2 separate regions of the Homo sapiens genome follow, and region 2 is linked to region 1. Evidence: chromatin contacts called from ENCODE Hi-C or POLR2A ChIA-PET data. All regions are on one chromosome and are shown on one strand. The core of a region is the stretch at or near the end of the contact, and the rest is flanking DNA. Distances in the headings are between cores, read along the strand shown. Region 1 has its middle 48 kb from the start of PROKR1. Region 2 has its middle 19 kb from the start of ARHGAP25.

Evidence for each region. A loop is a pair of places that touch in the nucleus more often than their neighbours do. ChIA-PET counts read pairs that join two places held with the same protein, here RNA polymerase II (POLR2A). Pooled maps may share reads with other maps.
Region 2: a loop to region 1 is called in a map of K562, with 2.2 times the contacts of the local background. The contact joins two enhancer-like sites. A Hi-C loop is called at or near these places in 1 of 168 maps with a recorded cell type or tissue (K562), 9 of 37 single-sample maps with no recorded cell type and 9 of 50 pooled maps. POLR2A ChIA-PET finds 5 or more read pairs at or near these places in 1 of 52 experiments (OCI-LY7).

Annotation. Positions count from the first base shown.
Region 1 is chr2:68,593,501-68,597,666 of GRCh38, forward strand. No RefSeq gene overlaps it. Among named protein-coding and RNA genes, the nearest start is that of PROKR1, 48 kb to the right of the region's middle. Within about 2 kb of position 1,876, at least 6 of the 41 ENCODE cell types and tissues checked have a DNase peak (open chromatin) inside an H3K27ac peak, as active enhancers do.
Region 2 is chr2:68,713,697-68,717,862 of GRCh38, forward strand. It overlaps a transcript of ARHGAP25 not described here. Among named protein-coding and RNA genes, the nearest start is that of ARHGAP25, 19 kb to the right of the region's middle. RefSeq lists enhancers at 1,241-1,535, 1,804-1,883. Within about 2 kb of position 1,820, at least 14 of the 41 ENCODE cell types and tissues checked have a DNase peak (open chromatin) inside an H3K27ac peak, as active enhancers do.

The sequences.
Region 1 (4,166 bases), core at 626-3,125:
TGTACATGCATGTTAATGAAATGTGTCATTACATATGCTGATATGTGTCTAAAGGAGAGATAGAAACTTAAAAATAAGACTTTCTTTGGTATTAAGTATACATTTGCATCTTTGTTTTCTGTTTTTAGTTATATCATTTTAATTTAATTCAATATAATTTAAAAATCATTTTTTCTTTATGACCATCGTTATCCTGAAAAAAATTAAAGGCTATTGAAAATGTAATTAATCATGACCTTTAGGTAGTTTCCTGAATTGATGAACTTTTCTATATTGCTCATTAACCCCGTGTCAGACAGTAAGCCCTGATGGTATTTCTGTACCATCATGGTCACTGGAAAATATGTATTGGAAGAAAGTAGTAAAGATATCATAATCATTTAATTTTCCTGCTGGAAGAAGCTTTAGAATTCATTGAGAAGCAGTGTTGACCGTAGACGAATGTTGACTATAATTTGAGTCAATGATGAATTCCTTCCTCTACTATAAACCCATGTGTAAACATGGATTTTTCATCAAAAAATTCATCAGTAGCTAGTCCTTAACTCAATCTTAAGGAAACTTTGATGTATAAAAATCATAGAATATTTAAATTTTATAACATGCTTTAAATTCTATTTTGGAAAAACCAGAGAAAACAGACAAGCAGAAAGAACAATATAAAAATCACTCATAACCACTCATAGCCACCACCACCTTCAGACCATTATTAGTAACTTCCTTTTTGAGTATCCTATTCCTGTTTCGCAACTGGTAAATTAAAGATTCAAGAGTTTATGTGAATTCACCAAAGTTACAGAGGAAAAATTAGTTGCAGTGGTTGTTCTAGAGGCAATGGCAGATGTTTGAGGCCTCTTCCTCATTCACTCTGTATCAATCCAAGTACTCCCTTCCTTCCCATCTACCAATCTTGGTTTCTACCCACACACCCCTATAATTTTTGAAGCCACTGCTAGTTGGTAGTGGCGGATTCAGGGGATAGAACCAGTTCTTCTGTCTGGACCAGTCACTCTCATGCCTAAACTTATAAGCAAAATGAATTGCCATTGGTATCTCATGTTTCGATCTTGCTTCAGGGCACTACTTTAGAATATGGACAGTTAATGCAAATTAATACAGTTATCAGCCCTACTGAAATCCATCGAATCTTAGTAAACTAAGGTCTTGTTTGCTAGATTTGCTATTTAAAAAAGAAAAAAGATACAGTAAGGGAATAAAATAGATGCCAACTTGGCATTATTCTTTCAGTGATAAATAAAATATTCTGACAGAGGAGTTCCTGATTAAAGATGCAAGGACCCTGTCATGCTAACTGCAGCTGATTTCCTGCCTTGAAATGTCTTCCTGCTTGTGTCACTGCCAGTGACTGACAGCTGGCTTAATAATTAAATTCAAGCAATGTTTGCTTTTCTTGACCTTTACTGGGAAACAAATTTTCAAGCTCTGGACATGAGTAGAGTGTTTTAATTTGGGGAGAATAATGTGTTTGCATCATTTCCAGCAACCTGTGTCTGTGATTACCTGTGTTATTTTACATTCCACTTCACAGCGGACTTCTAGAGGGTGGCTGGTAGTTGAAGTCACTCGGTAATTAATATCCAGCTTTGGCTCCCTGCACATGTTTCACCCAAAAGAGGGCATTTTTGTTTCTGGTAGACTTAATAAGGGCTCTGGCAGCCCACTGTTCTCAAGTGTATCCAAAGCCAATTTATTTTGAACATCTAGGTTTTTCATAGTCTGTTAAGGTCTTTAGTCATTCTTGCTTATAAGAACAAATCGTTTTCTCCAGTTGTAACCTTGATTTACTTGCCTTTCTTTACTTACATGCTTTTTGTTTTGTTTTCTTTTTGTTTTTGTATATGCTCTCCATCGCCCTCTACCGGGGCAGACAGGGTGGTGTAGCAGCAAAGAGCTCCCAGACCTGGGTGAGCTTCAGATTTTTATCTGGAAAATGGGGATAACACACCCATCTTGTAGAAGTGTTGAAAGGATGAGGAGAAAATATGTATGTAATGTGTCCATCAAGTGCTTAGCACATGGTGTGGTGGCACTAGATACATGTAACTGCAGCTGTTATTTTCTTTTTCTCTTTTTTTCCAAGTTATCAGCATTTATTTATTTTTATTTATCAACTTCTATTTTCAGTTCCAGGGTACATGTGCGGGATATGCAGGTTTGTTACATAGGTAAACGTGTGCCATGGTGGTTTGCTGCACAGATCAACCCATCACCTAGGTATTAAGCCCAGCACCCATTAGCTGTTCTTCCTGATGCTCTCCCTCTTGACAGGCCTCAGCCTGTGTCGTTCCCCACCCACCCCATGTGTCCATGTGTTCTCATCATTCAGCTCCTACTTATAAGTGAGAACATGTGGTGTTTGGTTTCTGTTCCTGCATTAGTTTGCTGAGGATAACAGCTTCCAGCTCCATCCATGTCCCTGCAAAGAACATGATCTCATTCTTTTTTATGGCTGCATAGTATTCCGTGGTGTATATATACCACATTTTCTTTATCCAGTCTATTATTGATGGGCATTTGGGTTGATTCCATGTCTTTGCTACTGTGAGTAATGCAGCTGTTATTTTCTTGTGTATCCAAAGTCCTCTTTGTGACCTTTCTTTCCCTTACTTTGTGGGCTCTGCAGGTTGCCCTCTTCTTTGAAATCCCAGCACCCTTTTCTCAAATCTTTCAAAGAGAATCAATTGCTTGGGAGAAAATTTCCCTTCCTTATCAGGATCAGTTTGGCTATTGCAGAACATGCTGGGGTTCTTTCTTTGTCTGGTTGGTACCTAGCTTGGATTTTCTCCAGTCCTCCCATGTTAGTGGAGGGTGTAGCCTTCAAGAATACAGCTGCCTATGGGAGGCAGCCTCATCTTTAAATGAAATTTCTGAGTCTAAGGACAAGTAAGGATGAGCCTATGTTTAGCCTATGTTTAGGGATGTCCAGATATGTTATGTACAGTGAGGGTGACTATAATTCAACACCACATTGGAACACTTCTGAAAATGAAAGAGAACACTAAAATCTTTTAAAATGCTTTTAAAATACTTATTTATTAAACAACAAATTTTTTTTTGTTGTATTAGCAGACCTGCAAAATAGTTTTATTCAAATCATTTTTCAAAAATGAAATCCTTTTAAAAATATAAATACATCTGTGTCTATAATTAGCCCAAATTTAAAATTTCATTATGTTTTTAAATTTAAAAAAATAATACAAGCAGAATATTTATTCTTCATACATATTCTTGTACTTGAATCAGTTTCTTAACCATATTTGTCTCTAATTCTGTGACAGTAGTATTTTACTAAAGAATGTATTTTTTAAAATATGATCTAATTTTTAATTTTTTCATAAAATTATCTGAAGTCTTGTTCACAGTTGTCATTTATGGTTAATGAATTTGAAATTGTTTATGCCTTCATTTGTTTCTTCTCTGCAGAACATAATATCGTTAATGGAGAAAATACTCTCAGTATAGATATTGAAGTACCCAGTAAGCTTAAAGAAAATTATTCTAAATGGAGGCTATTCCCAAATCTATTTTGTTTTATATTGAAATGAAACAATATGTCAACCCCAACATTTTCAGAGGTACTGTCTTTTACCTGTATTCAGAATATTTTTTCTTAAGAAATGTTTTTACATAACAGACACATCAAATATAAGTTGTCTGTATAAGCTTTTGGAGTCTTTTAGCAGAGTTTCAGATGTTATAAAAATCATAGCCCTATTCGGCTCAAAATAAAGGGATGGAGGAAGATCTACCAAGCGAATGGAAAACAAAAAAAGGCAGGGGTTGCAATCCTAGTCTCTAATAAAACAGACTTTAAACCAACAAAGATCAAAAGAGACAAAGAAGGCCATTACATAATGGTAAAGGGATCAATTCAACAAGAAGAGCTAACTATCCTAAATATATATGCACCCAATACAGGAGCACCCAGATTCATAAAGCAAGTCCTTAGAGACCTACAAAGAGACTTAGACTCCCACACAATAATAATGGGAGACTTTAACATCCCACTGTCAACATTAGACAGATCAACGAGACAGAAAGTTAACAAGGATATCTAGGAATTAAACTCAGCTCTGCACCAAGCGGACCTAATAGACATCTACAGAACTCTCCACCCCAAATCAACAGAACATACATTCTTCTCA
Region 2 (4,166 bases), core at 570-3,069, 120 kb after region 1:
TTAGCATGAAGGGCTGTTGAATTTTATTGAAGGCCTTTTCTGCATCTATTGAGATGATCATGTGGTTTTTGTCATTGGTTCTGTTTAAGTGATGGATCACATTTATTGATTTGTTGATGTTGAACCCAGGAATGAAGCCAACTTGATCATGGTGGATAAGTTTTTTGATGTGCTGCTGGATTCAGTTTGCTACTATTTTATTGAGGATTTTTGCATTGATGTTCATCAGGGATATTGGCCTGAAATTTTCTTTTTTTGTTGTGTCTCTGCCAGGTTTTGGTATCAGGATGATGCTAGCCTCATCAAATGAATTAGGGAGGAGTCCCTCTTTTTGTATTGTTTGAAATAGTTTCAGAAGGAATGGTACCAGCTCCTCTTTGTACCTCTGGTAGAGTTTGGCTGTGAATCCGTCTGGTCCTTGGCTTTTTTTTTGATAGGTAGGCTATTAATTACTGCCTCAATTTCAGAACTTATTGTTCTATTCAGGGATTTGACTTCTTCCTGGTTTAGTCTTGGGAGGGTGTATGTGTCCAGGAATTTATCCATTTCTTCTAGATTTTCTAGTTTATTTGCATAGAGGTGTTTATAGTATTCTCTGATGGTAGTTTGTATTTCTGTGGGATCAGTGGTGATATCCCCTTTTTCATTTTTTATTGCATCTATTTGATTTTTCTCTCTTTTCTTCTTTATTAGTCTGGTTAGTGGTCTATGTATTTTGTTAATCTTTTCAAAAAACCAGCTCCTGGATTCACTGATTTGTTGAAGGGTTTCTCCTGTATCTATCTCTTTCTTCTGCTCTGATCTTAGTTATTTCTTGTCTTCTGCTAGCTTTTGAATGCGTTTGCTCTTGCTTCTCTAGTTCTTTTAATTGTGATGTTTAGGGTGCCAATTTTAGATCTTTCCTGCTTTCTCCTTTGGGCATTTAGTGCTATACATTTCCCTCTAAACACTACTTTATCCGTGTCCCAGAGATTCTGGTATGTTGTGTCTTTGTTCTCTTTGGTTTCAAATACCTTATTTATTTCTGCCTTAATTTCGTTATTTACCCAGTAGTCATTCAGGAGCAGGCACAGCCTTCATCCTGATACACAGAAATGCCTGGTTGGAGAAGGGCAAAAAGTTGAAAATATTCCTTAGTAGAAAAAAAATGTGCACTAAAAAGTATTTTTTATTAAAATACGGAAGGAAAGAAAAATACAATGGGTTCAGATGGGCATATGACAATAATAAAATGTCTCACTTCCCTTCCTCCCCTTCTCTCCCAGCACTCCCCTGAGGTTGCCACTTTTGGACATTTCTGCTTTTAGCTCTTCTGGTGGTTAGAATCATGACTTCCCTGACTGAGAGGCATGACTAGCCCTGAGCATGAGGGTGGGGCTTGTGCGCTGGAAGGCTTAACTTGAACCTTGTGAGCAGGAAGTCAGGCTAGAACCACTCCTAAAGTGCCTGGGGAGGATGGGACTTTTCACTGTTGGTTGCTTCCTCAAATCCAGTGGTTCTCGAACTGGAATCCTCAGCACTGCCTGAAAAGTTGGTAGAAATGCAAATTCTTGGGCCCTACCCCAGACTTATGGAATCAGAACCTTTGGAGGTGGCGCCCAGCAACCCATGTGCTATTTTAACAAATTCTCCAGGCCATTCTGATGCCTGCTCAAGTTTGAGAAGCCCCGTTCTAAGACAGCCAATCAAACAACCAAACACCACCACCAACAACAACAAAGAGACAAAACTCATTTCTTCTTCCAGTGATTGGTTTGGGGTGGGCACGTGACCCTGCTCTGGCTAATGCAGTGCAATGGGAGGCTTGTTTAGGGGCTTCCGGGAGGCGGTCGTGCTCTTGAAAAAGATGCTTGGGAAGAGTAAGAGGCATTGCACCGGGTGCTTTCCCGTGTAGGTGAGAGGCATGGGGCTGCTACTGCCATCTTGTGGACACACTGAGTGGAGGAGGTGAACCGAGGGAAGAACCTGGATGCCTGAGGAATGAATGCCAGAGCCCCAAGAGTAACCATCTGGGAGCCATCCTACTGTGGACTTCTTGTATGATATGTATTATTTTTTAAAGTTAAGAACATGTTGAGTTTGGTTTAGCAGTGAGGCACCCGAACACAGTTCCATTCTGGAACTGTATCTCCTCCCAGACATAGATAAGTGGCTGCCAAGAACAGCTCTCTGGGTAGGCTGGGCCATAAAAGCCACTATTACATGAACAGGTGAGGGCGGTTGGGAGGAGAAATGAATCTACTTCACTCTTTATTCCATAGGTATTTTCAGTCGTTTTCACACCTGCCATTTCTGAGTCCGGGGCCCTTCTGGCGCCCTGCCCTCTTTCATCCTTCTCTGGGCCATGTTCTGAGCTGTTGTTCCCTCTGCTAATGTTACTTCCTGAGTGTAATTCCATCCACTGACAGGCTTCCAGAAGTTAATGAAAATCCTTGGCCTGCCCATCCTTTCCTGTGCCCGCCATTCTTCCTATCTTCCTTACTGCCATCTATTTGGGGAAAGCAGAGAGATAAAGGAGTGTTTGGCTTGCCAACTTGAATGGGAAGGCCCAGATTGTTTCATTGTTTGCTTTTACTGAGACTTGGTTATCATTCTCCCTTTTCAAAAGAAGAAAGAAAGATGAAATAGTGGAGGAGGAGAGCTGCCCAGCAAGATTCCCTCTGGGACATCCATGTAACCCTCTTGGAACATACGCTAATGCTATGGAAATGATTCTTAACTCTTCATTTTGTGGCTTCTTCCAAAATGCAGACCATTCAAGGTAGATGGGGACACTGTGGTGAGTCAACTTGATGGGGAGGGGCTCTCAGAGCTCCTGAGTTTGCCCTAGATTATATCTATCCTTCCCTGAAGCTTGGGTGGACATCTTTCTCTCTAAGAAGATGAAGAACATGGGTCCCTTTGCCTTCATAAGTTTGTGAAACTGAAATTTCAGTTGTCCAGCACAAGCAGATTGAGAATGTATATACATCGTTTTATTCAAACCTTCAACCACATGATGTTATCTTGAGGTAGCACTTACACTGGTGAGAAACCACCGTGGGATCTTAGGGTCATCTCAGATAGGCGTCCTTATTCTACTGTATAAGTTTTCTGAACCAAACTTCCTTCATTGTGACATGGTTTTGCCACAGCTGGTCGTTCTCTTTACTCTTTGATCCTGGTTGAACGATTCATGTAGATTCTATCTCTCTTTAAATGTCAGAATGTGACATTCAATATTTTTCGCAGTATTTGTTTTATGTGTATTCCTTAATGTTTCTGTTTTAGTTAAATACAGTCACACATCATTTAACAATGAAGATATGTTCTGAGAAATAGGTTGTTAGGTGATTTCAGGTGATTTCATTGTGCAAATGTCATAGAATATACTTACACAAAACTAGGTGGTACACACCTAGGCCATATGGTACGGGCTATTGCTCCTAGACTACAAATCTGTATAGCGTGTTACTGTACTGTAGGCAATTGTAACACAGTGGTAAGTATTTGTGCATCTAAACATATCTAAACATAGAAAAGGTACAGTAAAATACAATATTATTATCTTATGAAACCACTACTGTATATGGGATCTGTCATCAACAGAAATGTCTTTATGTGGCACATGACTGAATACATCAAACCTTAGGTTCATTGCTGTGTGAATCAGGGACCTCTATGTTAAAAGGCACAGTATGGGAGAAGCATTGTGATCTGGCCCAGGGTCAGGATGTTGAGGCTTTTACTGGCTCTAGAACTGAGTCAATTCAATCTTTTCTTTTTAAGCTTTAGACACTTCCTCTGCAAAAGACGATAACTTAATCACAGCCTCTGACAGGTTTGTGGAGTTGAGGCTTGACAAGGGTGTTAGGTAAAAACTGCAGTCTTGCATATGTGAAGCCAAAGGTCTGAGCTGTGAGCAAACCTATCATCACCGCTATTGAGTGACAGCAGTCACTCGGCCTTTCACATTCCAACTTAAAAAGCAGATGCATATTCCTATGGCTTTTCTTTGTATAAACACTATCCATAAAGCAATGGCAGAAAAGTTCTGGTTTCTTTAAAGTGGGAGTGAAAACTAAGACATATTTTAAGGTGTTCCAAGTGTAGGGGTTTTTATGAGTCCCCCTTCCACTTACCCACATGTGAATTGACATATTTTTGCCAATATAAATTTATTCTTC